2 separate regions of the Homo sapiens genome follow, and region 1 is linked to region 2. The links are chromatin loops, found by intact Hi-C in ENCODE. Cell type or tissue: PC-9. All regions are shown on one strand. Links, peaks and the distances in the headings refer to the core of each region. The heading gives the core; the rest is flanking DNA. Region 1 overlaps ME3 (malic enzyme 3). Region 2 overlaps ME3 (malic enzyme 3).

What was found. Hi-C counts contacts between places; a loop is a spot of excess contacts. Peaks named below come from ENCODE experiments on the same cell type or tissue, not always from the same donor. Only the 100,000 strongest peaks of a DNase experiment are listed, where the experiment ranks them.
Region 1: it touches region 2 in a loop (7-fold over the local background); 3 of 110 quality-filtered maps call a loop at or near these places.

Annotation. Positions count from the first base shown.
Region 1 is chr11:86,487,982-86,503,997 of GRCh38, forward strand. ME3 (malic enzyme 3) reads right to left here. Exons shown (of 15, transcript NM_001161586.3): 6 at 9,982-10,143. Among named protein-coding and RNA genes, the nearest start is that of CCDC81, 120 kb to the left of the region's middle. RefSeq lists enhancers at 9,394-9,995, 9,996-10,597 and a silencer at 15,922-16,016. In PC-9, for the core only: no CTCF peak of the experiment used is centred there; a DNase peak (open chromatin) is centred at 9,550; H3K27ac peaks cover 2,500 bases.
Region 2 is chr11:86,598,472-86,614,487 of GRCh38, forward strand. All of the region lies in intron 2 of ME3 (malic enzyme 3), which reads right to left. Among named protein-coding and RNA genes, the nearest start is that of ME3, 66 kb to the right of the region's middle. In PC-9, for the core only: CTCF peaks have their summits at 9,981 and 10,182; a DNase peak (open chromatin) is centred at 10,090; H3K27ac peaks cover 374 bases.

The sequences.
Region 1 (16,016 bases), core at 8,129-10,628, 110 kb before region 2:
GTCCTAGCCAACCCAGTGAGACCCCATCTCTACAAAAAATTTTTAAAAATTAGCTGGGCATGGTGGTGTATGTCTTTGGTCCCAGCTGCTCAGGAGGCTGCGGCAGGAGGCTCACTTGACCTTGGGAGGCCAAGGCTGCAGTGAGCCATGATTGTGCCACTGCACTCTAGTCTGGGCAACAGAATGAGACCCTGTCTCAAAAAAAAAGAAGAAAAAATGAATGTCTTGAGACATTGCCAAAGGTCTTCTTAGGGACAAAACTGTCACCGGTTGAGAACCACTGTAGCTGACTTCAGGCAGAATTTCATTGAAGTATTGGGTCGCATCCAGAGTCCCTGGTCTGGACTCATGTTAGAAAACCAACCCACCCTCCTTTCCTTTCCATTCCTCTCTTTTCCTCCCCCTTCCTCTCTTACTTCTCTCCCTCCCTCCTTGAAATCTTACTGAATACCTACCATGTGCCTCACATTGTGCTGGGCCCTGGGGATACAAGCATAGAATGAAACAACCAGGAATTTCAGTTCAAGAGAGATGCTCACCTTAACACCTAGCCTGTGTTCAGGGCCCCTCCACCCCACCTCCTGCAGCTCCTTCCATCACAGCAGTCATACGCTATTGGGTTATCTGTGTGTGCGTTGGTGTGAATGACCACTCCTGCTGGCCAACTTTCCACGTCTTCCATTCCTGCCACCCCTACACAGAGTCAGTGGACTCATTCATGCATGACACATTTATTTCTCATGTACTATTGCTGACACTGGGCCCAGTGGGGGATTTGTAGAGGAGCAAGGAATGATTGTTGCCTTCTAGGTGCTGACAGGTGGCTGCTGAGTAAACAGACACATTATACTGCAGGGCAGAGTGACGCTGGTTTGGAACAAAGTGTGGCACATGGAGGCACAGTGATGAGTGAAGAAATTCCCTTTGGGGGGCAGATTGGGATTGTGTCATGGAGAAAATGGTCAGGTAGGAAGAGATAGGCAGATTTCAGCAGGTGGGCCTCCAGGCTGAGAAGACAGCACAAGGAAAGGTTGAGGGCTGGAGGCAGGAGGAAGAAATACCTGGTGTATTTGGGAAATGGGAGGTAATTCCATGGGTTAGTTTCCTGGAATTATCTACTTTTTTGTCTAACTCACCAAAAATATAAGTTCCTAGAGAACAGGATTTTGTGTTGTCTTCATCTCCATCTGAACTGCTGCTGCAGGACACAAAGATAAGGACCAGTGGGCCTACACTCCGACCCTCGGGGGCTTACAATCAAGTCTCACCTCCACCACAGCGAGCTGTGTGACTTTGGGCAAGTCGTGGGGCCTCTTGAAGGCTTCTTCTCATCTATCAAATGGGGATAAAATAGGGGCTGCATGGGGATGATTGTGATGATCAAGTGGAAAAATATATATGAAAGAGCTTGGTGAATTATAACATATGCTATAAAACAGTGGTAGCAGTTTTAGCTTTCACAGTGCCTCCAATGTGTCATGTACTGCCCTAAGTGCTTTACTTAACCCAATGAGGTTGTGTCAGCCATGGAGGTGTGTGGCTCAGAACTATCTTAAGGGAACCTGCTGAGGGAGGGCAATTGGTGGACAGCCTTCAGCCGCCACACTCTCCCTGGATTGCTTAATGACTGAGCATGGAGGGGGTGTGGGGGAAACCATTCCTGCCCAACCGAGACTCTGCTGGGGCAGGAACTTCTCACTGGCCTGACTGAGCTGGGGAGACTCTCCCTGGGCTCTCTTACTCAGTCCTCGCTCCCTTCTGCTCTCCCTTCACAGGTGTCTGACCTGTACTAGAGTTTGAAGGCCCCACTCACCCCCAACTCCTCCCACTCCCTCCCCCTTTATTCTTCACAGGTGTCTCCCCAGTACCTTTCTCACTCATCTATTTCTCAAAGGACCCGAGAGGTAGGTCTCATCGTTTCCCCCATTTTTTAAATGAGGCAACAAGACACAGAGAGGTGAAGCAGCCTGCTTAAGACCTTGGACTCGTAAGTGCAGGAGTCAGGATTCAAAGCTGGGCTGTTGGGTCCAGAGTCTGTGGTCTTAAGCACTCAGTCATGCTGCATGGGTGGCTCTTCTGCATACCAACAAGAATCAATTTTTCTTTTTAAGGACACTGTTCTGGGTCCATACTGCTTTCATATCACTGTATTAGGTGTGGGGGAGGGTGTAGTTTAAGGGACAGAAAAGAACAGGAATTATCTGTTAACCCTTCACCCCAAGGCCTGGGTACACGTAAGATCTGAGCTGGGTTTAGCACTTTGTCAAAGATACCACAGGTTTACATTTAGAAAGATGGTGGGTCCTGGCCTCCTCTCTCACTCTCCTAATCCCCTGGATTGGACACCCTTGAAACTGTTTAGGATTCTTCACTGATAGGGGTGTGTGCGTGTGTGTGTCAGTAGGGGGGACCTAAAGGGTGAAAGTGGTGCATACATGGTGCCTACCCTTCCACATGCTACCTTCAAAGTGACCATCAAAGGTCACTTAGAAGCATCAAACAGCCAGAAAGAAGAAATGATAAATGATAGTAGAGTAACATGATGAATAGCTAGGCAGTAATTAAAATTGGTGGTTTTAAGACTTTGCAGTCACCTGGACAAATTTGTAAGAGACTATTTAAAGTGGAGAAAACAGGATACAAAATTACACAGATATCATAATTATAACTCTCTGAAGCACATACATACAGAGCTTGGAAGGACATACATAAAAATGACTGAAAATAGTGTTACTCTTGGCATTGGCAGAAAACATTCACTTTGGCAGTTCTTACAAAGATTAAAAGGGTCCATGGTGAGTTATAATTTGGAATGTTGCCAAGTCACAGATTTGAATCTTAGTGCATCAAGCAGCATAGAGTGAATTTCTCAATCCTGCATATGCAGTTTCTGGGGTAAGTTAAGTTCCCCAGTGGCACTAAGGGATTTTTAGATTTTCAAAAAATTTCTCAGTATACTGCAGTAAAGATCAAAGGTCAACCATAATGAGATACTGCTGAGATACAAGGGTGACTATAAAAAGCTTTTAAAAAGTCCTTATATTTTGCTTTCCTAATAAAATGTTCTATGTCTCAGATACTTTAACCACAAAAAATGAAAAAAAGTTCCCATATGGATATGACGTTAAAAAATAGATTCTTATGTTTGTATAGAGCTTTCAAGTAATTCACTCATTTGTTCCTTCTAATAGTCTGACCTCTTCTCATCCCATTTTAGAGGAAGTTGGAGTTCAAGGGTTTAAATAAACTGCCCAAGCTCACAGAGCCAGAAAGTAGCTACCCTGAGATTGAGCTTTGACTGGGTCTCATGACGAAGCATCCTCTTCGTCCCATCACTTGATATTGTGGGGGCCAGGGAACCAGGGAGCCAAGGGGCAGCTCCTCACCCTCTGCCGGGTCCTCCTGGAGGAGGTCAATTGTGGCTGGGAAGGTCCAGACTCTTGACTTGCAGACCGGGCTGGGGAACGGGGAGAGCTGGAATGAGTTCAGAGGAAAGGCTGTGTATACATCTCTAGTCAACTGGTTCTCCTTTAGCAGGAGTGGAAATGGCTTCTCTAAAACAGTAGTGGGCAGAGCTCCTATGGCTGACTTGGCACAACATGGAACAAGAAGCCCACATTCTGCCCTGTATCCGCCAACTGATTCAGATATAAGAATGCCTGACAGCAAGGGGTAGGAGTAGTAACCTGCCTGGACCCCCTCCTTGCAGTCCTCCTCTGTCTGGACTTCTTCATAGGTGTTTAGAGGAGAAGATTTCAGCAGACAGTATTGCCAGATAAAATACAGGATGCCCAGTTAAATTTGAATTTCAGATAGGCAATAATTAAAAAGAAATGTTTAGAATTAAGTGTGACCCATGTATTACATGGAACACACTTATGCTAAAAAATGTTGAATTGCTTCTCTGAAATTTAAATGTCACTGGTGTCCTGTATTTTTATTTGCTAAATCTGGTAACCCTATCTACAGAGGCAGAGGAATCTTCAAGTTTGGAGGCAACGTGCCGCAGGGGAAAGGACACTGCTGGTCCTGGTGGCTGTGGTCAGGATGCTCCCCTCTGAGCATCCTCAGTAGGGCCCAAAGGGGCTCTAGGCTTTCAAATCAGATAGACCTGGGTTTGAATTGAGGCTTTGTCACTTGACTAGCTCTGTGGCTTTGGGGAAGGTATTTAACTTTTTTCTGCTCTCTGTTAAATAGGGAATAATGATTTCTATCACACAATGCAAGCTCTTTGAGCTCCTCATTCATCCGCATCTCCCCAGCTAATTGTACAGTGATGGCACACATAAGCCCTTGAGAAGCATTTAGTGATATGATTGCAGAGTCCTGGGACTGGGCTAAGGAGATGCTGAATTAAAAATTAAGAAGGTCTTAGAAATCACTTGGTTCTGCTTCCTCCAAATGAGTTTTTGAAGGTTGGAAAGAATAAATGAGCTGCCCAAAGTCACAAAACACATTTGTGGAAACAACAAGGCAGAAATCATGGTTTCTAGACCAGGACTCTTCCCAGGGTGGGGACCAGGCTTATTCACTTCCATACTTTAGTGTTCAGTGGGTGCCTGGCACCTAAATATTGAGTGACTAAATCTTTCCCCTCTGTTAGATAGTTACTAAGTCCCCTTTGGAACCAAGTAAGTCAATGATTATAATTTTAGGTGAAGGCCTTTATTCAAAGTGGGTGAAGCAGAACTTTCTCCTCTGCTGTGGGAGTTAGAGGGTTGAATGTGCTCTCTATGGCTGTTTGCCCAGCTCTGCCTCCCGTAAGGTTTTTCTTGGAGACAAAATGTCATGGAAAAAGAAATGGTTTCCTCCTCTTCACTGCCCATATCAGTGAGCACTGGATTTCAGCTGGAAGACAGATAAACCTCCTGGTTGAAAAAATATTTATCTTGCATAGCAACAGGCATTCTGTGATGTTACTTAGGGAACCTGGGGGTCTGGGAGGTCACGGGATTGGGTTCACGCTGTGGGCACAGCACGCTTTCTCCTCACAGTGGCAGTCCCACCTACCACTCATTCCTTGGGAAACTCAGCTAAGCCTGGGGTAAGATACAAAGATCCTAGCAAGGGCATCCTCATGGGTTACACGTGTGTAGAGAGTGAGCTCTATGATGGCACCACATGGTGAATGCTGAATAATGATAATCTTGCAAGGTAGAAGAAACCCTGCAATACCCAGCTTGGTTGTCAACTCCATGCTTCCTTGGCGATCCAATAACATCCAAAGCACTATTTACCAGGCTCTGCTAATGATCTGCTCCCATGTTTGTTTCCCTAACCAAACATGACTCCCCTCCCTCCACCCATTCTTCAGTTCCAGAAGAGCACACAGCATCTCCTTCTGAGTTGAATTCATAGAGGCTCAAGACTTCTGCCAAGAGAAGATCTCCAAGGCTCAGCAGGGTCATTTTAAAGCCAAGCTCCATCCCCCGGGATTCCCCCACCCTGCCTTAGCACAGGGTGGGATAACCACTGGGTTTCGAGTCAAACCTTGGGGAAGCGCTTTCTGCTCTGAGCCTCGTTTCCCATGTAAAACAAGGGGGTTGAACGAGATGGTACTCAGGCCCCTTCTAACCTGAATAGTCTGTGACTGGCTGCATGTGGATGAAACAAAATAAATCCAATCCACACGTAGCCATGATGGAAGGCTGAGCAGGCGCTCCCTTCCCCTACCCACTTGGAACTTAATCATGGGATGTCCCTTCTTCATGGGATCATGGCGCCACATATTTATTTTTCCAAATCTCCTTGGTATTGGCAGGTAAAAGTGATGCAGAGTTTCAGGGCTGTGGACAGCAGATGTTTTCCTTCAACAGGAAACCTGGAGGGGTGTTGTCTTTGACTGTGATTAAAGCTCCTGTTGCCTCAGGAGTTTTTATAGAGACATACATACACACAGATGGTCAAGTTATTCTGACATTAAAAACCCTCATGACAGCATCCTCCCTGCACGGACATGTGAGATAAAAGTGTAGAAGGCCAAGCTTCCCTCTGTTACATCTCAGGCTTGCTCTGAGCAAAAGGTGTGCCCTGGGACTTCTGGGGGGAATATCTTGCAAACGGTTTCATTGAAAAAAAAAAAAGGAACTGTAGTTGGGAGATCACATAGTGAATCCATTTGAAAAGAGAAAAATCACCATCTTCCTAATGTTGGTCACTTTATAACTTTGAAAATTTTGTGTCCTGAGTTTCTTCAAGTGGGTCTGGAGGGGGCCCACCATTCCCTGGAGGGGAGGATGGTGTAAACAGCATTGCTATCCTCTGACTTGATCCTGAGTGTCCATGGGATCCTGCCTGTGTGAAACACTCATTCTCGGCCCCCATTTCCCAGTCTATAATGCAAACACCTGACCCCTTGGAGCAGTGCACCACAGTGGGCAAGGCAGCTGTGGAGCCAGACAGCTGGGTTCCAATCCCAGCTCTGATACTTAGAGCTGTGGGACCTGAGGTAAGTAGTTGACATGTTTCAGTCTCAGTTTCCTTATCTGAAAATTGGGAGAATAATATACTGGGGAGGAACTGCTTCCTCTCACCCCCGGGGCACATAGGAGGGCAGATCAGGGCATGTTCCCTCCTCCTAGACAGGGGTACTCTGGTCCCTCCCTGACATAAGGATCAGACCCAGGGAAGGTTCTCTCCCCTCCACATCCAGGAGGGAGAGGTGATTCTAGAGGCCTAAAGCACCAGAAGGAGAAGCAGACGCTTTGAGTAGATGTGACACGCGACTCATTAAAGTGACCAATTAGGTGACAGTGTTGAAACACTGACAACTAGAACATTCTATTCAGGCTGACCCTCATTTGTCTCCCTCAGGCTCAGCAGGGTGCCTGATACCCACTAAACACTCAATAAACTTTTATTAAATAAGGCAAAGTGTTCACAAAATAATCTTAATTGAAAAAATTAGAACAAAATTACATTATGATTACACCTAGGTAATAACTATCTTTATGTATAGGCATAGAAAAATTTTGGAAAGAAACACAAATGCAACATTGTGGGAGAAATACCATTTCCTTTTTCTTTAAAATTTTGAATAATGTTCTAAATTCATTTTAGCAATAAAAATTCTAAAAATCAAGAAATAATCTTTACTTATAAAGCAACAGAAATTAGGCACAGGTGTAATGTGGGGAGAGGAGCACAAACTTGGATTCGGCTCCTAGCCCTGCCGCTTCTAGCAGATCTTCTTGGGCAAATAAAACTCTCTGGGCCTCAGTTTCCTATGCTGTAAAAAAGAGGGTAATGATAGATGCTCCACTCACAGGGTTATTGCAAGGCTTAAACTGAGTGGTCCATAAAAAGGGCCTGATCCACAATTACTGCTACTTTCCAGTCATTTTTTCTGGTGGATTTGTTACAAGTTAGAGCCAGCTCTAAACTTCAGCATATCATTGCTGAGTGCTGGACCTTCAATGACAAAGGATCCCAATGCACCAGGGCAGACAGCACCCTTCCAGTGGATGCAGTGGCCTCAGAATCAAACTCAATCTGTTCCAATTCTTGCCTAAGGCCAGCTTTTAGAAGGAATGAAGGTCTCAATTAAATCCAGCTGGAACACAGCAGGAGGTGTTGGAAAGGAAGAATAAAACAAAGTTTGCTGCGCTCATCCACGCCTGCAAAGAAGCATTCTTTGAGGCCAAAAGACAATTTCAGCAAAACTCAGATATCTGGCTGGGGGAAGGGCATTGCTGTGCAGAGCAAAACTTGAAGACTGGTTTTGATGAGCAGCTGTAAAGCATGTATCCATATCTAACCTCCTGTCTCCTGAGCTGGTGAGGAGACACATGGAGACCAGGTGGTTTTAGAGGTTGAAGGATGCTTAGTAACTTTCTGGTCTAGTCTCTCAATATACTGAAAGGCAATTAAGTCTAAGGAGGTGCAATGACTTACCTGGCTCATCATGGTACTGGAACCAAGGTCCCTGGCTTGTCATGGTACTGGGAACCAAGGTCCCAATCCAATAGTTTTCCCACTTTCTTGCTCTCCCTCATCTCATTCCCACCCCCAGGATTTCCCAGCTGTTAAGCAAGGTCTGCCCACCGTTCCATCATTTGATCATATCTGCAGATGAAGCCTGAATAAGCATCATTCCTTACTAGGATCTAAAGTGCTTGCTTTTATTTGAAATGGGGATGCCTGGGCTGGGTGCAGTGGCTCAAGTCTGCAATCTCAGCACTTTGGGAGGCTGAGGCGGGCAGATCACTTGAGGTCAGGAGTTTGAGACCAGCCTGACCAACATGGTGAAACCCCATCTCGACTAAAAATACAAAAATTAGCTGAGCGTGGTAGCACATGCCTGTAATCCCAGCTACTCAGGAGGCTGAGATAGGAGAATTGCTTGAACCAGGGAAGCAGAGGTTGCAGCGAGCCGAGATCACGCCACTGCACTCCAGCCTGGGCAACAGAGGGAGAGTCTGTCTCAAAAGAAAAGAAAAGAAAAGAAAAGAAAAGAAATGGGGATGCATTGTGTTTAGGGAAGAGGAAGGCCATGTAAAGAGTCTTGGCAAATTTTCTTAAGAGAAATCACTGCAGAATGCAAATAAGAATAACTTCTTGACACCGTGAATCAAGAATTTACAAAATGACCATTCCTTTTGCTTCAATACTTACTTCTAGAAATTTATCCTAAGGAAATACTCAGAGATAGGGACAAAGACTCATCTGCAAAAATGGGTACCAGAGCACAATTTATATTTTAAAAGACTAGAAACAACCTAAGTGCCCAACTGTGGGGGTTTTCTTATGTAAATTATGATACATCAGGTAGCTATTAAACCGACACTATGGAATAATGGTTAATAGCCTGAAAGAAAACTCATGACAGATAATTAAATTTGAAAAAGAAATATAAAATACTGTATATATAATAAGAACACCACTTTTATTTTATAAGTGCGTGGAAAAAAAAAAGGCTGGGGAAATATACCAATATGTAAACAATGATTAGTGCTTGTTATGTGGCTGATATCTTATTTTTAACATTTCTCTGAATTTTCTCTATTTATTTATTTATTTGAGACAGAGTCTTGCTGTGTCACCCAGGCTGGAGTGCAGTGGTGTGATCTCGGCTCACTGCAACCTCTGCCTCCCAGGTTCTCCTGGGATTCTCCTGTCTCAGCCTCCCCAGTAGCTGGGATTACAGGTGTGTGCTACCACACCTAGCTCATTTTTGTATTTTTAGTACAGATGGGATTTCACCATGTTGGTCAGGCTGGTCTCAAACTCCTGGCCTCAGGTGATCCCGCCCCGATCAGCCTCCCAAAGTGCTGGGAACACAGGCGTGAGTGACTGTGCCCGGCCTCAATAATATGCACTGATCTCAAAGATAAATGTAATTAAGAGGGAATCCTTGGATATTTTTTCATGTTTTCTGACACAGAGACAGAGCTGCGAGTCACAGACATGCCCATGGTGGTTCCCAGAGCAGAGAAACCCTTGGCTGGGGCCTGAGCTCCTTAAACCACAAACTGCCAGGACTCCTGCAGCTGGATCTCACCTACGCTTGGCTCAGTTTCTCTCACTGGGTTTGCAGGACACTAATCTGTCTGATTCAGACATTTTGGCCCCTGGTGCTTTGAATTCCAGTCATTCCACTGGGGCAGCCTGCCTTGAGAATGCTAAAAAACACAGCCCAGTGGTCACACCCACCTCAAGGGAAATAGAAACTGCCTGGGGTAATGGGGGTCAGAGAGGAAGGAAGCCCAAGCAGGGGTCATTGTGGGTACAGAGGGCCTCATGGAGGTAGAGGAGCAAGGGGGCCCAGGAGTGGGAGAGGGAACAGGATGGAGCTAGGGGTGGGCAACCAGGGAAGAAGGTCCTCTACTCCACAACTGTGTAGGGGGAATGCCCTGGTCGGGAGGATGCCAAGAAAGAAATGGCCCATTGCTGTGTAGATATAACCACCCACAAACATGCTCCTCACCCTGTCCCAGTTGCCACCTTTTGGCCCCAGAGCTCCTGCCCTGGGCAGTGGGTTACCTCATTGTTGGTGCCGACGTCCAGCAGCACAGGGAGGCACTGCTGCGGGTTCACCCCTCCGCATGCCGTGTACAGGGCCAGCTTGCCCACAGGGATGCCCATGCCGTAGCAGCCCAGGTCTCCCAGGCCCAGGATGCGCTCCCCATCAGTCACCACCACGGCCTGAAAAACAGCAGGGCACCATCAATCAGGGACAGCACTTCCTGTGACAGGGTGCTCATTTTAGCAGCCCCAGCCCATCAGGCTTGGCGACTGGATGCCCACTGACTTTGCCGGTGTGAAAGAGCTTGTCTGGGATAAGGCCGGAGCATTTATTCACCTGCAGGTGACCAGTCCTTCCTGGCAGGCTGGTGACAAACCCTACTGAGAAGAGATGGCAGAAAGATGCCTGCCTTGCATTCTGAGCTTCAGGTGGGGGCTGCAGAAACAGCTGGAGGGAAACCACATTAAGTCACTTCACTCTCCCTCAAGGAAACTAAATAGACACTCTCAGCCTGAGACTCGGGGTGGTGGGTAGGGAAGGGCATAATTAAAGGAGAAAATAAAAAATACGTGTTCGTGCTGCTGCTACAGCTCCAGGGTTTAGAGGCTAATCCAAGTGCTCTCCGACCTACTCCTGGATTATGAAAAATCCGATCTGCAAAGAACAGGGCTCCTTGTGACATCTTCTAGGATCACTATTGCATATGAAATCAGGAAGAGTTTCAAGCTACACTGGGATTTACCTTTTGCATTTGGCAAAGAATTGCTGAGGGCCTACTATGTGCTAGATGTAGTGCTACTTCAAGGCTTACCTACTGTGAATTAATAGATATGAATGAAGCTGATGATGATGATAGGAATAATTGTATTATTATAATGGATATTCTTTTATTCATTCATTTAATACATATTTATGAAGCACCTACTTTGCATAAGACACTGTGACAAATTCTGTGGGAGCTTCAGTTTGCACATCTACAAAAGCAAATATGCATGGACACAGCCCTTAAAGGATTAATGGGCTAAAGGAGAGATGGAATGTATATATTAATAATCATGATTCTGGGAGGGAAGCTGGACTGCAGCAGAATAGCATAAAGGGTGGCAGAGATTAGAAGATGGGAGGATAACCCTTCATGGGTGAACGGACACACATGCCCTACCTTGGACAGGTGGAGATTGTGGGGTATGGGTGGGGAGAAGGGCATTTGATACAAAAGAAAGTTAAAATCCAGGGTAGAGGTGCTGGGGGTGGGGACAATGTAGGATGTGTTTGGGGAGCGAGGAGATGTAGGTTGCAGGAAGGGAAAAAATGGGAAGTCAGGCAGGAGTCAGACTGTGAAAGACCTTGAATGTCTAGCCAAGGAGAGCCCCTCAGGGTAACGGTGAAGTTGTTTGTAGGCCACTCTCACCTGCTCACCAGCACTAGCTATCTCTATCTCTAAAAGAGTTAAGTTTATAGGTCCCTCATCCCTTCATTGGAACCTGGCTTTGGATCCATTCTAGGCTACAAATGTCCTGATGGGCTATGAACACCATAGGGTTTGGTTAAATCCATGAAGGTACATTGCTGGGCAATGGGGGTAAAGAGATGAAGACCCATTCTTTCCCTGGAAGAGTTTATGATCTGGTACCCAAAGGGCTACGGGATCTTCTCACTTCCATTCTTTCTCTTTTAGTGGAAATAAGTGTAGAGATTCTTAAAAACATTCCTCTGCTTCTGGAAAAGGGTCTCTGGAGAGTGCAAGAGATCCATGAAAATCATGATATTCTCCCTTAGATTGGTCTACTGCCTCTGTGGAGAGTGCTCAAAGACTGCATCTCATGTGACCTTCCCCATAGCCTGGGCAGGTAGGCGGATCTGAGATTGTTATCTCTGCTTCACCGGTGAGCAAACAGAAGCTCAAGACCTTTATTTTCTCCATATATTTGTTAAGTGTCGGCCACATGCCTGGCACTGGCTGGATGTTTCCACATCAGTTATCTTAAAAGATTAGATGACTTTGCAAGGTCATCTTTCTAGTGAATGTGACAGGGCAGGGTTCCTGGTTCAGGGCTCCTTCTACCACCCCAACTGGCTGGGGTAAAGTGCCTGTGATCTTGGCAAAGTCCTGCCCTGCTTTGGCGCCACCCTCTCTGCAGCCTGCATCTGACCTCCTCTTGGTAGATCTCCCTGTTAGAGACTATGCCCTCATGCTGCCTCTGGGTGTCCAAACTCTGGGCATTTCTCTATCATCTCTCCTAATTAGAGCTTCCTTATTATGGTTCCCATTCTGTCAGAATCCTTCTCTGTGCTGAAGGGGCAGTGAGTGACATGAAGTTAAACAGAGGAAATCTGCTACTCCAGGCTGTTATCCCCACAACCCTAGGATGGTGACAGGGCTCTGTAGTGGCACTCTCCCAGCCTGGACATGCCCCAGGGCACTCTACTGCATGCCCAGCTCCTCTGAATGAGTGTCTCACCTCCATCTACTGTCCACCCGCAATCCTACCATGGTTATAGTTGAGTTATTCCAACAGTTTCACAACCAGACTCCTTGCCTCTCATCTTCCTTCCTTCCATTCTCTCCTGCCAACCAATGTCAGATTCATTGTGTCAAAAGCCCATTTTCATTATGCCATTCCCAGGCTCAAAGACCTTTAGTTACTTTGAACTGTCCATAGAATAGAGTCCAAAATACTTAACTCTTTAATTATCTGAATCCAACAGACCTTCTGAAACTTATCTCCTGCTATACATCTGTACACAATTGCCTTCTCTGGCTGTGCTGGCCTTCTCATTCTTCCCAGGCACACTCTGAATTTGCCTACCACCTCTCCATCTCAACCTCTCTATTCCTTTTTCCTGGAGGGTTCTTCTCCCCATTCGTCAGCAGCATAAATCCTGCCCATTATAATCTACTGAAATTTCTCCTTCCCCTGAATTGCCATATCTACCACACACCCTTCCTGTCTGCTTGCCTGCCTTTCACAAGCGTGTATTAAGGACCCACTGCCTGCCAAGACCCGCACAAGGTGTTATTTAAACCTTTGATGGTGAAAGCAGCTGGGTTGTTATTTAACTTTGTTTTAAAATGCACATTTTATCTCACAAAACAGCCTTTGTGGTTAATGGCAGGTGCTTTGGAGTCTGATAACCAGTTTTTGAATATAGGATCCTTGATGATGTGCCATGTGTAATTTTAGACAAATAGATAACTATTCTGAGCTTCAATTCTCCATAAAATGCATATAATAATAATAATAATAATACTTAACTCCTCAGGTTGTTGTAATGATGAAATAAAATATGTCTCATTTTAACCTGGTGCCTTGTATAAAGTAAGAATGATGAATAAATGGTTGCTGCTCTTATGACTGTAATGATGATGATTATTTAGGGCAAAGATTATATCTCAGACTTTGAAATTATTTCTGATCTCTCCAGTTTATCATTAACACAGAAAGACCATGCAATAATTATCTGTTAAATGAATGAATGAAAAAGAAACCAAGGGGAGACCTTGGCAAATGCAACATTTAGTAAAGTCTGGCCATGTGAAGCTTAATGGCTTTAACCTTGGCATCCTCATCCATTGTTATGGCTCCTACTGTCCTCTCTAAGTAGATGACACCTGTAGATAACTGTCTGCTGGACATTGCTACTCAAATGTCCAATAGTCTTCCCAATTCCCACAAGTCCCTAACCAAATGAATCCTCTTTTCCCTCTTACTCCTTTTGAGCCTTTTTACTCTGCTGTCCTCCTGCTCTCTGTTACCCTGTATCTTCCAAGTTCAAAAACGTCCAGTCTTCTTTGATTCTTCTCTGTTAGTCAACCACAGCCAATTGGTCACCAAGTTCTGCTGATTGTGCCTGCTTCCTATTTTAAACATCTGTTCCATTATCTTCATATTATTGCTACTGCCTCGGATCAGATCATCCATCTTCACTTGAGCCACTGCACTGTTCTCCTAACTGGTCTCTCTACTGGATTTTCCCCATTCCATTTCATTTTTTCTGAAGCATGCCCAGATATATCACTTTCTTGCCCCCAAATCTCTAATGGTCCCTGATGTCTGTAAAATAAAACCCAAACATCTTAGACTGGCACTTAAAGCCTTCCATGGGCTAGGCCCAAGCTGCCCTTTGAATTTCCCCTTTATTCTTTCCATGCTCCATCCAAACTGAAATATTTCCAATTTTGTATAAGGCTTGTACTTTCTTGAATACATGCCATTTTACTTCTCAATTTCTTTATCTCCTTGATACAAATCTTACCACCCTTGCATGTTTCAAGGAACAGTTCAAAAAGCATTTCCCTCCAGGAAGCTTCCCTTCTGAATTTTATCACTTCCTTCTCTGAATTCCCATAGCATTTTCCTCACCTACTAAACCTATCACTCCCTTCCTTGTATTATAGTTATGTACATTTCCTTGTGCTTCACAGTAGCTTGAAGCTCTTCTAAGGCCAGTAATGGGTTGTGTCATCTTTGATTCATCAGCACTTAACTTGGTGTCTGTAATGTGATACACACTCACAAATGGTGGGCAATGTGATAGATCCAACAGAGAAAACAAAGTGTCTTCTGCGCTGAACAGAGTTCAGACCTGCTGTGGATTAACAAGTTCAGAGAGAAGACACTGCACCCTGTTTTTCGTGACATCAATGGACCTTACGCTGGGAGCCACTAGTTCTGCAAATTGTCAAAAGGCTGAGGGCAAACCTGGGCAGCATCCTTGAACTTTAAAGCCAAGCAAACTTTTCTACAACAACAGAATCACATTTTCCTTGTTTGGAAGAGTTTTATAATTCATAACTCCCCTGTCTCTCTGATGGCTCAGGGGAGGTTTGGGGGAGGCTGTGCCATATTCTTCCTTTGCCCACCTGCCTCAGACCTAAGGCCTTTTCTGAATTATTGCCCACACCCTTTAGTTTGGGTGGACCCAATGGGACTGACCCAATACTGACCTGAGGATCAAATGTCCTTGCTTGCTCTGGAGCTTCCTTGGACTTGTAGCTATGGTCATAGCTACAAGGGTTGCCCACAGTGCTGTTTATACAACCCTCTTCTTCCTCTTTTGTTTCATCCTTCCTTCTCATCTTTCCTTTTATCCTCCTCCTCCTCTTCTTCTGCTTCTCCCTCTCTCTCTTTCTACCGCAAAAATAATGCACACTTCTTAGTTTCAAATCTTGGTTCCACTTCTCCCTTGCAAAGAACCTAACCTCTCAGCTTCCTTGTCTATAAAATGGGGATAACAATAGTCCCTACCTCTTACAGGGTTGCCATGAAAATCCAATGAGTTAATCTATGTAGAGCACTTGGCATCATACCGCATGAGGTGGATACGATGATGTGCTGCCCAGATCCTCCTGCAGGAATGAAAGAGTTATTTTCCCAGCTGTATCCTCAGATATCAGCCCACTTAGGGGAATTTCCTCTACTGAAAAGAGCCACCTTGCCCAAAGCCACACCTCCTTCCAAGGGCAGCCCCATATAGGAATCTAGAGACCCACTCCTCTGCCTCACTTCTGGATGCATTTGAAGGGCCATCCCAGGTCCAGAGCCTCCTCAGGGGCTCAGCGAGCCTTGCTTGAGATCTTACGGCAGCCCAACCTCTCCTTCTGCTCTATCCTGTTTCCTTCCTTGCCACAAGTGTTGACTGACAAAAGAGCACTCCCTAATACGTCTCTGAGACTGTTTTTCAGGAAATCTAACCTCTGACAATGAGCACAGAGTGGGGTTTAACACAGACTGGGCCAATGCATGATAGGTAGGCACTTGGCACTAGCAATCCGCTCTAAGTATAAACACCTAAGTGGCTGTTTACAGAGGATGTGCCCAGTAGCAGAGGAGGGTCCCTTGGCTCTCAGAACCTCCTCCTGCGAAGCTCCTGGGACTGGGGTGAGGGAGAGATTTAGGAGCTTGGGAAAACTGTTAGGGAGGAGGCTATTCTCAGCTGGACCTTCCTATAGGCTCCAGGCAATGGCCACTGTGGGAAAAAGTCAGAAAAGCAGTTCTCACTCCTCTTTGTGATTTACGCTGGACAGCTCAAGGCAGCCTGGCCTGGCCCG
Region 2 (16,016 bases), core at 8,736-11,235:
ACAGCTCAAGGAGGCCTGCCTGCCTCTGTAGACTCCACCTCTGGGGGCAGGGCACAGACAAACAAAAAGACAGCAGTAACCTCTGCAGACTTAAATGTCCCTGTCTGACAGCTTTGAGGAGAGCAGTGGTTCTCCCAGCATGCAGCTGGAGATCTGAGAATGGGAAGACTGCCTCCTTAAGTGGGTCTCTGACCCCGACCCCCAAGCAGCCTAACTGGGAGGCACCCCCCAGTAGGGGCAGACTAACACCTCACGCGGCCAGGTACTCCTCTGAGACAAAACTTCCAGAGGAACTATCAGACAGCAGCATTCGCGGATCACGAAAATCCACAGTTCTGCAGACACCGCTGCTGATACCCAGGCAAACAGGGTCTGGAGTGGACCTCTAGCAAACTCCAACAGACCTGCAGGTGAGGGTCCTGTCTGTTAGAAGGAAAACTAACGAACAGAAAGGGCATCCACACCAAAACCCCATCTGTACATCACCATCATCAAAGACAAAAAGTAGATAAAACCACAAAGATGGGGAAAAAACAGAGCAGAAAAACTGGAAACTCTAAAAAGCAGAGTGCCTCTCCTCCTCCAAAGGAACGCAGTTCCTCACCAGCAGCGGAACAAAGCTGGACGGAGAATGACTTTGACGAGTTGAGAGAAGAAGGCTTCAGACGATCAAACTACTCTGAGCTACAGGAGGAAATTCAAACCAAAGGCAAAGAAGTTGAAAACATTGAAAAAAATTTAGACGAATGTATAACTAGAATAACCGATACAGAGAAGTGCTTAAAGGAGCTGATGAAGCTGAAAGCCAAGGCTCGAGAACTACGTGAAGAAGGCAGAAGCCTCTGGAGCCGATGCAATCAACTGGAAGAAAGGATATCAGTGATGGAAGATGAAATGAATGAAATGAAGCGAGAAGGGAAGTTTAGAGAAAAAAGAATAAAAAGAAACGAACAAAGCCTCCAAGAAATATGGGACTATCTGAAAAGACCAAATCTGCATCTGATTGGTGTACCTGAAAGTGACGGGGAGAATGGAAACAAGTTGGAAAACACTCTGCAGGTTATTATCCAGGACAACTTCCCCAATCTAGCAAGGCAGGCCAACATTCAGATTCAGGAAATACAGAGAACACCACAAAGATACTCCTTGAGAAGAACAACTCCAAGACACATGATTGTCAGATTCACCAAAGTTGAAATGAAGGAAAAAATGTTAAGGGCAGCCAGAGAGAAAGGCCAGGTTACCCACAAAGGGAAGCCCATCAGACTGACAGCGGATCTCTTGGCAGAAACTCTACAAGCCAGAAGAGAGTGGGGGCCAATATTCAACATTCTTAAAGAAAAGAATTTTCAACCCAGAATTTCATATCCAGCCAAACTAAGCTTCATAAGTGGAGAAATAAAATCCTTTACAGACAAGCAAATGCTGAGAGATTTTGTCACCACCAAGCCTGCCCTAAAAGAGCTCCTGAAGGAAGCACTAAACATGGAAAGGCACAACTGGTACCAGCCACTGCAAAATCATGCCAAAATGTAAAGACTATCAAGATTAGGAAGAAACTGCATCAACTAATGAGCAAAATAAATAACCAGCTAACATCATAATGACAGGATCAAATTCACACATAACAATATTAGCTTTAAATGTAAATGGACTAAATGCTCCAATTAAAAGACACAGACTGGCAAATTGGATAAAGAGTCAAGACCCATCAGTGTGCTGTATTCAGGAAACCCATCTCACGTGCAGAGACACACATAGGCTCAAAATAAAAGGATGGAGGAAGATCTATCAAGCAAATGGAAAACAAAAAAGGCAGGGGTTGCAATCCTAGTCTCTGATAAAACAGACTCTAAACCAACAAAGATCAAAAGAGACAAAGAAGGCCATTACATAATGGTGAAGGGATCAATTCAACAAGAAGAGCTAAATATCCTAAATATATATGCACCCAATACAGGAGCACCCAGATTCATAAAGCAAGTCCTGAGTGACCTACAAAGAGACTTAGACTCCCACACAATAATAATGGGAGACTTTAACACCCCACTGTCAACATTAGACAGATGAACGAGACAGAAAGTTAACAAGGATACCCAGGAATTGAACTCAGCTCTGCACCAAGCGGACCTAATAGACATCTACAGAACTCTCCACCCCAAATCAACAGAATATACATTTTTTTCAGCACTACACCACACCTATTCCAAAATTGACCACATAGTTGGAAGTAAAGCTCTCCTCAGCAAATGTAAAAGATCAGAAATTATAACAAACTGTCTCTCAGACCACAGTGCAATCAAACTAGAACTCAGGATTAAGAAACTCACTCAAAACCACTCAACTACATGGAAACTGAACAACCTGCTCCTGAATGACTACTGGGTACACAACGAAATGAAGGCAGAAATAAAGATGTTCTTTGAAACCAATGAGAACAAAGACACAACATACCAGAATCTCTGGGACACATTCAAAGCAGTGTGTAGAGGGAAATTTATAGCACTAAATGCCCACAAGAGAAAGCAGGAAAGATCCAAAATTGACACCCTAACATCACAATGAAAAGAACTAGAAAAGGAAGAGCAAACACATTCAAAAGCTAGCAGAAGGCAAGAAATAACTAAAATCAGAGCAGAACTGAAGGAAATAGAGACACAAAAAACCCTTCAAAAAATTAATGAATCCAGGAGCTGGTTTTTTGAAAGGATCAACAAAATTGATAGACTGCTAGCAAGACTAATAAAGAAAAAAAGAGAGAAGAATCAAATAGATGCAATAAAAAATGATAAAGGGGATATCACCACCAATCCCACAGAAATACAAACTACCATCAGAGGATACTACAAACACCTCTACGCAAATAAACTAGAAAAGGTAGAAGAAATGGATAAATTCCTGGACACATACACCCTCCCAAGACTAAACCAGGAAGAAGTTGAATCTCTGAATAGACCAATAACAGGCTCTGAAATTGTGGCAATAATCACTAGCTCACCAACCAAAAAGAGTCCAGGACCAGATGGATTCACAGCCGAATTCTACCAGAGGTACAAGGAGGAACTGGTACCATTCCTTCTGAAACTATTCCAATCAATAGAAAAAGAGAGAATCCTCCCTAACTCATTTTATGAGGCCAGCATCATCCTGATACCAAAGCCGGGCAGAGACACAACCAAAAAAGAGAATTTTAGACCGATATCCTTGATGAACATTGATGCAAAAATCCTCAATAAAATACTGGCAAAGTGAATCCAGCAGCACATCAAAAAGCTTATCCACCATGATCAAGTGGGCTTCATCCCTGGGATGCAAGGCTGGTTCAATATACACCAATAAATAAATGTAATCCAGCATATAAACAGAACCAAAGACAAAAACCACATGATTATCTCAATAGATGCAGAAAAGGCCTTTGACAAAATTCAACAACGCTTCATGCTAAAAACTCTCAATAAATTAGGTATTGATGGGACGTATCTCAAAATAATAAGAGCTATCTATGACAAACCCACAGCCAATATCATACTGAATGGGCAAAAACTGGAAGCATTCCCTTTGAAAACTGGCACAAGACAGGGATGCCCTCTCTCACCACTCCTATTCAACATAGTGTTGGAAGTTCTGGCCAGGGCAATTAGGCAGGAGAAGGAAATAAAGGGTATTCGGTTAGGAAAAGAGGAAGTCAAATTGTCCCTGTTTGCAGATGACATGATTGTATATCTAGAAAACCCCATTGTCTCAGCCCAAAATCTCCTTAAGCTGATAGGCAACTTCTGCAAAGTCTCAGGATACAAAATCAATGTACAAAAATCACAAGCATTCTTATACACCAATAACAGACAAACAGAGAGCCAAATCGTGAGTCAACTCCCATTCACAGTTGCTTCAAAGAGAATAAAATACTTATGAATCCAACTTACAAGGGACAAGAAGGACCTCTTCAAGGAGAACTACAAACCACTGCTCAATGAAATAAAAGAGGATACAAACAAATGGAAGAACATTCTATGCTCATGGGTAGGAAGAATCAATATCGTGAAAATGGCCATACTGCCCAAGGTAATTTATAGATTCAATGCCATCCCCATCAAGCTACCAATGACTTTCTTCAGAGAATTGGAAAAAACTACTTTAAAGTTCATATGGAACCAAAAAAGAGCCCGCATCAGTAAGTCAATCCTAAGCCAAAAGAACAAAGCTGGAGGCATCACACTACCTGACTTCAAACTATACTGCAAGGCTACAGTAACCAAAACAGCATGGGAACCAAAACAGAGATATAGACCAATGGAACAGAACAGAGCACTCAGAAATAACGCCACATATCTACAACTATCTGATCTTTGACAAACCTGAGAAAAACAAGCAATGGGGAAAGGATTCCCTATTTAATAAATGGTGCTGGGAAAACTGGCTAGCCATATGTAGAAAGCTGAAACTGGATCCTTTCCTTACACCTTATACAAAAATTAATTCAAGGTGGATTAAAGACTTAAACGTTAGACCTAAAACCATAAAAACCCTAGAAGAAAACCTAGGCATTACTTCAGGACATAGGCATGGGCAAGGACTTCATGTCTAAAACACCAAAAGCAATGGCAACAAAAGCTAAAATTGACAAGTGGTATCTAATTAAACTAAAGAGCTTCAGCACAGCAAAAGAAACTACCATCAGAGTGAACAGGCAGCCTACAAAATGGGAGAAAATTTTCGCAACCTACTCATCTGACAAAGGGCTAATATCCAGAATCTACAATGAACTCAAACAAATTTACAAGAAAAAAACAAACAACCCCATCAAAAAGTGGGCAAAGGATATGAACAGACACTTCTCAAAAGAAGACATTTATGCAGCCAAAAGACACATGAAAAAATGCTCATCATCACTAGCCATCAGAGAAATGCAAATCAAAACCACAATGAGATACCATCTCACACCAGTTAGAATGGCAATCATTAAAAAGTCAGGAAACAACAAGTGCTGGAGAGGATGTGGAGAAATAGGAACACTTTTACACGGTGGGACTGTAAACTAGTTCAACCCCTGTGGAAGACAGTGTGGCGATTCCTCAGGGATCTAGAACTAGAAATACCATTTGACCCAGCCATCCCATTACTGGGTATATACCCAAAGGACTATAAATCATGCTGCTATAAAGACACATGCATACATATGTTTATTGCGGCACTATTCACAATAGCAAAGACTTGGAACCAACCCAAATGTCCAACAATGATAGACTAGATTAAGAAAATGTGGCACATATACACCATGGAATACTATGCAGCCATAAAAAATGATGTGTTCATGTCCTTTGTAGGGGCATGGATGAAACTGGAAATCATCATTCTCAGTAAACTATCACAAGGACAAAAAACCAAGCACCGCATGTTCTCACTCATAGATGGGAATTGAACAATGAGAACACATGGACACAGGAAGGGGAAAATCACACTCTGGGGACTGTTGTGGGGTGGGGGGAGGGGGGAGGGATAGCATTAGGAGATATGCCTAATGCTAAATGATGAGTTAATGGGTGCAGCACACCAACGTGGCACATGTATACATATGTAAGTAACTGGCACATTGTGCACATGTACCCTAAAACTTAAAGTATAATAATAAAAAAAAAAGTTAAAAAAAAAAAGTTGTCAATAGATAGGAGTGTCTGGGTTGTGATAAGAAGTTGTAGAGACCAAAGTTTCATCATGCAGATGAAGCCTCCAGACTTCAGAGAGAACAGGCTGTAAATGTTTCTTATTAGGTTTAAGGTCTGTGTTGGTGTTAAAGCTGGAGGGGCAAAATGGGGCATGTCCAGCCCCCATTTCCTGTCGGGTCATGAACCAGTCTTTCAGGTTAAATTTTAGAATGCCCTGGTTAAGGAGGGAGTCCATTCAGATGGTTGTGGGGTGAGGTGGAGGGCTTCAAATTTTATTTTTGGTTTACACTACATAGGGTTGTCTCTTACAAGAAAAAAAAGAACAAAAAGATTCCCTCCATCCATATAACCATTGCTCCCTACATGTTATAACTGCTTGTTCTGTTGAGAAACAACTGAAAACTGGATAAAGGTAGAGAATTTATAAATGAAATACAGTAAACATAAATAAGCATATAAAATGATATAAATGTAAATAGCTTTACATAGGTTTATATCTATAACTCAATTTAGTCTTCTCAACAAATTAATGAGGCAGATATTATTATTTTCATTTTATAGATCAGGGAACTGAGGTATAGAAAGTGTGAGTAATTTGGGAGGCAGCTGACACAGTAGTTTGAGTAGACAAACTTCTAGGTTAGAAATTACGTCTTAATAGACAGTTAAGAAAATTATTAGTTACAGTAAGTTAAGTTGAATTAATCCATTGTATCTTATATGTTTTAATTTAAAATTAACCATTTTAAAGTGAATGATTTAATAACATTTAGTGCATTCACAATGGTTTCAATCACCACCTCTATCTAGTTCCAAAATATTTTTATTACCCTAAAAAGAAATGCACCACTCATTAAGCAGTTGCTCCCCATTTCTCCTATTCCCTAAGCTCTGAGCAATCACCAGTCTTTCTGTCTCTATAGATTTCACTATTCTGGATATTTCATACAAACGGAATCATAACGTATGTGAATTTTTATGTACAGCTTCTTTCACTTAACACAATGTTTTTGAGGTTCATCCATGTTGTATCATGTATCAGTACTTCATTGCTTTTTATGCCTGATTAATATTCTATTGTATATACATACTGCAAATTATTTATCCATTCATTTGCTGATAGTCAAGACCCCAGGCCTACTGTGCCAATATGATTTCCAACCTATGCCACCGGTTCCTCCTCAGGGCATCTGCACATGCTGTTCACAATTAGAAGGCTGGATGTGCTTCTGAGTCATGGGGACTTTGACTTAAGAACCTGTGACCAGGTATTGGTCCTGAAAAGCATTTTAGAGGTGTCATATTGAAAAAATTATTCTGGTTTTAGAAGACTTTTGCTGGGGGCTCAGCTTTGCCACCAAAAACTGCTTAATTTAGCATAAGGCCAGTCTGTTTGGACATTAGCTATCTCATGTATTCAGAGTGCCTTCTAGCCATGACAATCTATGACCTGGCATTTTCTGTATGAACAAGTATTTTTTGTTGAATTACATCGAAGTCAATGATCCTTAAAATAGTCATTAATCATTGAAGTTTTTTATTTTAGGCTCTGTTTAACGTTATTTAAAATCTTTGTAACAACCCTTTAAAATAGATTTTTTAAAAATCACACCCATTTTACAGATGGAATGGACAACTAACTTCCCTGAGTCATACAGTCAGAGGGGGAGGGTTAGAGCTCAAACCCAGACAGCCTCATTCCAAACACCAGTTTTTTTTCCACTTTAAACCCCTGCCTCCAGGACACTCTTTCAATTATTTTCTGTTCTCTAAGTTTGCCTACCCCCAACCTCACCCCAAGTCCCATGGGCCTCCCACAAGTGCCCAGAAAAATCTGACTATTTCTCCACTACAGCCATTTTCTAAAAGCTTCTGGAGGCTGTGTGCATCCCTTCTAGTGAAGTATCTGGGAGTTCACCCTGTGTTGCAGAGAGAAGACTCCACCCCTCCTCCCTCCCCAAAGCTACCACAGCTTACTTGAGAATAACAACAATATCATGTGACCCTTACATAGCAATGGTCAATTTATCCATTGATCTCTACTATATAATGGGATTGTGACAGCAATTTTGTAAGTTGGATGAGGATTAATTTTATAAATGAGAATACTGAGGCTCGGAGAGGTCACCTGTGATGGTCACATACCTGGCTCCATGTACACTATTTCCCTCCTGGGCCTTTGCCATACTGTGCTGAGCTGCAGTTGGGGAAATATCTCAGGGACGTGCCTCATCAGGGTAGTCTGTTGTGGACAGCAGAGAGATGGGTGCGTCTCTGGCCACTTAGAGCCACACACACAAGTGCCACTCAGAACACTGGCCCTGACCCTAAAGAATCAATTAGTGGTCTGCCTGCAGCGAAGCTGTTTTCAGGGCCCTTTTAGTGCTCTCACATTCCACCAGGTATCCCCCTTGGCCCCATGAGCTTGACAGTCTTCCAAAATATTTCTGACAACCCCAGTGAGTGATGTTCACCAGATGCTGATCAGGACTCATGTTCTTACATGGGCATAATGGGAAAATCCTTCATTGCATACTGGGAAGTGACCAATAGTCCATGGTGCTTATAACTCTCCCAGTACAGAAAAGTGGAGGAATTTCAGTGGAGGGATGTGGTGTCTTTGGTTGGTTGATTGGTATTGATTTAGATGTTATTTGTCTTGAAAATCTGGCTGTGGGTTAACTAATGCTTACCCTTCCTGTTTTAATCATTCCTACTTCTTTTTCTAATCCATGTGTCACCAGGAGAAACAAATGTAAATATGTGAGGTTGCTGTTTTCAGCAAATTCATTCAGGATTCAATGCCAAACTAGGCTTTTCCTGAAAACCAACAACAAGCACCAACAGGAGGAGATAGAGTTACATTTCTTGTAAACCAACAGCCTGATTTTCATTGACACATTGTGGGTTTTGTTATTGTTGTTGTTGTCACTGTTGTTGATCTGGATAGAGGTACAGGCTTATTTTCATAGCTGAGTTTATGACTAAGTGCAGCACTGCTTCCTGAAACAATTCCATCAACTTAACACATTCACAGCCATGAAGAAATCTACCAATCTGTTCTCTCCTCTGAGTGATCTTTCTAACTTGCAAATGTGATGGTGCTACTTCTTATTTGGGATATCCTGGCTGTAACTGGGATATTTCAGACATACTGGCGGGGCTGAACTTTAACTCCTCTCATCCTTCAATGTTCTCAGGCATGCAAAATTTTCCCTAACCCCTTTCTCCCTCCCTTTTCCCACCATACTCATTGGTGGTCATTTCTTCCTCTCTGATTCATAGCCCCATATACATACAATGAGTTGAGAGGCATAGTTTTTTTTTTTTTTTTTTTTTAAACTTCAGGGGAAAATATCCAAATAGAGCCTGGTGAATATCATCAGAAAAAAGGCAAACTAGGAGAGTAAGTCCTTCCTGTAAAGTCTTGCAGAATCTTAGAGTGGGAGGGGACTTAAGAGGGAAGGTACTTCCCACTCCCTTCTGCAATCTCTTTGATAGATGGTTTTTGTTGTTTTTTTTCAGCTTCCAATAGATCACATCTAGAGATAGGGAAGTCGGTGTTTTTTTTAAAAGAAATATATATATATATATATTATATACACATATTTTACATTGAGCAAAAGTTGATCTCGCAGTGAACTCTCTTATACGTCCTTGGTCGGACTCTGGAGCCATGCAGAATACGCCTACTCCCCGTTCGACATGATAGACCTTCAGATATTGGGGGGGCACTTATCTGCCTTTTGACCTTCAGAAACAGAATGGGGCCCTGGAATCATTCTTTCTGGCATGTTGGGACACAGATCATGCCATGTCTCCCCTGGGTGCCAGAAGTACCTATGAGGTATTTCCCACATGCTTGGCACCAGGCTACTGTTTGGGGAGAAAGTAAATACATTTTATTTCAGAATTGATTAATTTAAACATAAGCAGCATACTCCTTAATATAAGGTTACAATGCAAAAGAAACCAAAAAACAAAGCCAGAAAAATCCAGAAGGTAATTCTTAGAGAGACAGGGAAGGTTCCAAACATTTTTAAATGGATCTAGCAGATTAAAGTTCAGCTGCAGCTCATTATTTATGAAATGTTATTCCTGTTTCTTGCAGAGGGAGAAAGAAGCAGCCAAGAAATACTGCCGTGTACCTCTTGAGTCCACGCACGCTTGCTTAATTTAGAAAAAATTACTAGGAGGGGCCACTATGGGGAGCTGGAGACCACTCTGTAATGAAGCCCATTTCTACTAAAACAAAGTATGCATGAGATGGAAGCAATCTGGGCAATGTTGAATCGATTCGGGGAAATGATCCCAGGATTTTTCTCTGAGGATGCACTCTCAATAGTGGATAGTGATGTTTTCAGGTGTAATTTAAATGCCGTTTTGCTCAGTCAGAGCAATGGACTCAAATTCCCTCTCAGCTCCCTCTAGAGGTTAAAGTGTGCAGCTGCTGGCAGAACTTGTGGGCTTGGAAACCTGCCCATGTCCAGAGGGCAGTCAAGATGAATACAAGGAGTTATCGGTTCTTTCTGTTAATTAGAGCAAAATCTGTTGGTTGAAAAAATTAAAAATAAAGTAAAACTTTACTATTCTCTAAATACAGTAAGGCTGAGATGAAATACATTGTGAATATGCATTCATATAGAAGAGGTAGTAACTGGTATATCAGATAATTAACTGGTATATAAGATAATTCACTGGTAAGTCTTGGTGCAATGAAGAAAGTAAAAATTCCATAATGACTTCCCAGATATACTTACTTCTAAAAAGGCACGTATTTTTTTGGATAATGGATAACAATTGACATGATCGTGATTATAGCCACCAATGATTGAGCTCTTATGTGTCAGGCACTGTGTAAACACTTTACTGGCATTTTTCTCATGTAATCTTCATAAATCCCTTTTAGATAGATTCTATAGTTAGCACCATTTTACAGACCAGGAAGCAAGAACTTAGAGAAGTTAAATCCTTCATACAAGGTCATGCAGCTGACATGTAGTGATGCCTGGATTTGAACTCAGGTTTATTCTCTTAAACACAATAAAATAGTGCTTTCTCATCAGAGGTGCAGGACTCAGCAAGATTAATGAGTAGTCCCAGGTACCCAAGTAGTAAGTGGTGCCATTAATGTGTGGTTGATTGACAGTGTATATACAGTGCCTGGTCCATCATGAATATTCAGTGAAAACCAAGTCCCTTACCCTCTGAAATGACCATGATTCTGACTACATGTGTCCTGAGTATGTCTTCCAGAGCAGAAAAAGCTCTGGGAGATAGCCTGTGCCATTTAATCTTTGCATCCTGTCACCTAGACCTGTACACTGCCTATACTGGGTGCCAAATGAATATTTGCTAAATGAATCAGTGAATGATTGAATTAGGCCTGTCTTCAAGGAGCTTACAATCTGCTATGAATCATAAGTGTGCATATATGTATGCATGCACACACACACACCCCTAACCAAACCCTAGTATACTAGTCAGAAGTGAGTTAAAACATACTGAAGAATATATATCAGCAATGCTGCACTCTTAAGCCAGAAAACTTGCCCATGTTTACAAAGACATGTACAAGAATATTGATTACAAAATTGTAATAGCAAAAAATTGGGAACAACTTAAATGTTCTTCGACATAGGCATGGAGAAGTAAGTTTCAGTTTACTGATGTGATGGAATGCTAAATAAATGGTCTAAAACCAAATGTATAAAATGGATAACTCTAGAAACACAGTAAGCAAAATTATATATAAATATAATGATAATAATAGCTAACACTTACTCAACACATTATGCACCAGGCATTTCTTTATGCGCTCTGCATTTGTTAACCCATTTAGTCCTCACAACCCTTCAAGGGTATAAACTATCATCAGACCCATCCTAGAAGTCAGGAAGTTGAGGAAGGCTACATACATTTCATATAATGTCTAACATGTTTAAACATATGCCAAAAGGCTATACTTTAAGAATGCCTCCATGTGTAGTAGAAGTGTAAAAACATGCAAGGGAATCATTAAACACCAAATTTATGACAGTGATTACATTAGGGGTGATGAAAGGAACATGACCAGAGAGATGAATAGAGGGGGCAGCAGATGTATTTATAATGTTTCATTTAAAAAACTAGATGATTGGTATATGGATATTTTTCATATTATCGTTATATTTTTTCCTGTGTCTGAAATACTTTATAATAAAGTGATCTGCAAGCAGAAACTAAATACCTTGAGACCTCAAAGGAAAGAACCATTACTCCTGATATTTCATGGAGAAAGGGGCATTTAAGTTGAGCCTAGATATTATGGGGAGGATAGTGCTAAAAATTTAGCAAATGTGGAAATCAGTGCATATGCCATGGGAGTGATGCCGTGCACAAAGGTAGAAGGTGCAGCAGCAGGAGATTCCACTTTCCATTCCAAGGCCCCTGGGAAGCCCAGCCTGAGCGACTCACATCCCTTGCTGCTCAGGGTGGCTGTGCATGCATGAATCTATTGGCACCCTGTAGTTCTCTTTTGGGCTGTGGGGTTGGGGGGTGGCTCTTGTCTTCTACTCAAAGGCAGATTGCTGCAATAGGGGGTGGCGGGGGGGCAGGGTCTGTGCTCACAAGCATGAACAATAACTGACAGAGTATTTGCTTTTGAGCTTTGGGAGAAACAATGAGGACTTGTTGCAACTCAAGACCCAGTCAGTGACTGGCTGACAACAAATAGGTGATAAGTGTTTTGCTGAACAAAACAGCACCAACTGTTGGCCAGAAAAGCCAGGCACAGTGGACGATGGCAGACAATCCAGTTGTCAGGCAGCTGTAGCACTGGGGTCTGGACAGTCTCAAACTCCAGATATCACTTCAAGCCAACCTGACTTCCTAGACAGCGTTCTGAATTTGGGTCTCAACCTCATATATATGTGAATATTATTTAGCCCTAAAGAGTGAGAGAAATCTTGCCATTTGCCAAAACATGGATGAACCTGGAGGACATTAAGTTAAGTGAAATAAACCAGACATAGAAAGACAAATGCTGCATGATCTCAGTTACTTGAGGAATATAAACAAGTTGAACTCATAACAGAAAATAGAATTGTGGTTGCCAGGGCCCGGGGTGTGGGGAAATGGGGAGATGTTGGTCAAAGGGTATAAATTTTTAATTATGAATAAAGCCTCTCCTTACAGCAGACACTTGTAAACAAAAAGAGAAAAAAAGGTGAGTAAGTTCTGAAGATCTAATGTACAGTATGGTGACTATAGTTAATAAGAATTGTATACTTGAAATTTTCTAAGAGAGTAGATCTTAAGTGTTCTCAACACAAAAAAAGGTGGGTAACTATGTGAGGTGATAGATATGTTAATTCGCGTGATTGTGGTCATCATCTCACAATGTATGTATATATATTATATATATCAAATCATCACATTGTACATCTTAAATATATACAATTTCTATTTGTCAAATATAACTCAATAAAGTGGGGGGGGGGGGAAGAAAAATGAATATCTGATTAGTGCTGTATTCAAAGGAGGGCTTTTCCTTATCATGCAATGGGAAGACTCTAGAAGTTAAGTCTGAAAACAGGGCCTTGATTGTTGGCTCTTACTATGGGTCTAGATGTTTGATCTTAGGCAATCTACTCAGCCACTCTAAACCTCAGTTTTCTCATCTGTAAAATGGGGGTATTAATAGCTACCATCTGAAAAAGTTGCTGAGAGGAACAAAGACAATACACCAATATCAACCATTTATTGGATATGCATTATGTGCCTAGTTCTATGCTCAGCACTTTGGTTTACTCTTTTTTTATTTTTAATTTTTATTTCTTCTAAAAAGAATGAGATACATGTGCAGAACATGCAGGTTTGTTACATAGGTAGACATGTGCCATGGTGGTTTGCTGCACCTATTGACCCATCCTCTAAGTTACCTTCCCTTGCCCCCCAACCCCCAACAGGACCTGGTGTGTGTTTTTCCTCTCTGTATCCATGTGTTCTAATTTTTCAACTCCCACTTATGAGTGAGAACATGTGGTGTTTGGTTTTCTGTTCCTGTGTTAGTTTGCTGAGGATGATAGCTTCCAGCTTCATCCACGTCCCTGCAAAGGACATGATCTCATTCCTTTTTATAGCCACATAGTATTCCATAGTGTGTATGTACCACATTTTCTTTATCCAGTCTATCATTGATGACCATTTGGGTTGGTTCTATGTCTTTGCTATTGTAAATAGTGCTGTAATAAACATATGTGTGCATGTGTCTTTATAGGAGAATGATTTATATTCCTTTGGGTATATATCCAGTAATGGGATTGCTGGGTCAAATGGTATTTCTGGTTCTAGATCCTTGAGGAACCGCCATACTGTCTTCCACAATGGTTGAACTAATTTACATCCCCACCAACAGTGTAAAAGTCTTCCTATTTCTCCACAGCCTCACAACCATCTATTGTTTCCAGACTTTTTAATAATTGCCATTCTGACTGGTGCGAGATGGTATCTCATTGTGGTTTTGATTTACATTTCTCTGATGATCAGTGATGTTTAGCTTTTTTTCATATGATTGTTGGCCATGTAAATGTCTTCTTTTGAGAAGTGTCTGTTCATATCCTTTGCCCACTTTTTGATGTGGTTGTTTTTTTCTTGTAAATTTGTTTAAATTCCTTGTAAATTCTGGATATTAGACCTTTGTCAGATGGATAGATTGCAAAAATCTTCTCCCATTCTGTAGATTGCCTGTTCACTCTGATGCTAGTTTCTTTTGCTGTGCAGAAGCTCTTTAGTTTAATTAGATCCCATTTGTCAATTTTAGCTTATGTTGCAATTGCTTTTGGTGTTTTAGTCATGAAGTCTTTGCCCATGCTTATGTCCTGAATGGTATTGTCTAGATTTTCTTCTAGGGTTTTTATGGTTTTGGGTTTTACATTTAAGTCTTTACTCCATCTTGAGTTAATTTTTGTAAGGTGAAAGGAAGGGGTCCAGTTTCAGTTTTCTGCATATGGCTAGCCAGTTTTCCCAGCACCGTTTACTAAATAGGAGACCCTTTCCCCATTGCTTATTTTTTCAGGTTTGTCGAAGATCAGATGGTTGTAGATGTGTGGTGTTATTTCTGAAGTCTCTGTTCTGTTCCATTGATCTATGTGTCCCTTTATGTTAAAAACTCTCAATAAACTAGGTATTGATGGAACATATCTCAAAATAATAAGAGCTATTTATGACAAACCCACAGCCAATATCATACTGAATGGGCAAAAGTTGGAAGCATTCCCTTTGAAAACTGGTACAAGACAAGGATGCCCTCTCTCACCACTACTTTTCAACATAGTATTGGAAGTTCCGACCAGGGCATCAGGCAAGAGAAAGAAATAAAGCATATTCAAATAAGAAGAGAGGAAGTCAAATTGTCTCTATCTGCAGATGACATGATTTTATATTTAGAAAACCCCATCATCTCCGCCCCAAAACTCCTTAAACTTATAAGCAACTTCAGCAAAGTCTCAGGATACAAAATCAATGTGCAAAAATCACAACCATTTCTTTACACCAACAATAGACAGCAGAGAGCCAAATCATGAATGAACTCCCAGTCACCATTGCTACAAAGAGAATAAAATACCTAGGAATACAGCTAACAAGGGATGTGAAGGACCTTTTCAAGGAGAACTACAAACCACTGCTCAAGGAAATAAGAGAGGATACAAACAAATGGACAAACGTTCCATCCTCATGGGTAGGAAGAATCAATATCGTGAAAATGGTCATACTGCCTAAAGTAATTCATGGATTCAATGCTATACCCATCAAACTACCATTGATATTCTTCCTAGAATTAGAAAAAAATCTACTTTAAATTTCATATGGAACCAACAGAGAGCCTGTATAGTCAAGACAATCCTAAGCAAAAAGAACAAAGCTGGTGACATCACCCTACCTGACTTTAAACTATACTACAAGGCTACAGCAACCAAAACAGCATGGTACTGGTACCAAAACAGACATTTGCTCAGCACTTTGAATCAGAATCTCACATCATCTTCCCAGGACCTCTAAGAAAGAACTGGAGAAGACAGAGCTTAAATGATTTGCCCCAGTCACTTATTGCCTCAGCTAACAGACTGTGGAGCTGGCATTCAAACTCATGTCTGGCTGATTCCAAAGACTATTACAACACTGGAGACTGCAAAGCACTTTAAGATTGTATTTTCACCACTTATGTAGAAATTATAAACTCATTTCAGCCAGTTAAAACGTCCACTCTTGAATTGATCTGATTTGGAGTTAACTTAAACCCAAAATACACAGGATGGATTTTGCCTTTGCTGTGAGTCCAGAACCCCTCTTTGCTCCATCTGAGCAGACTGA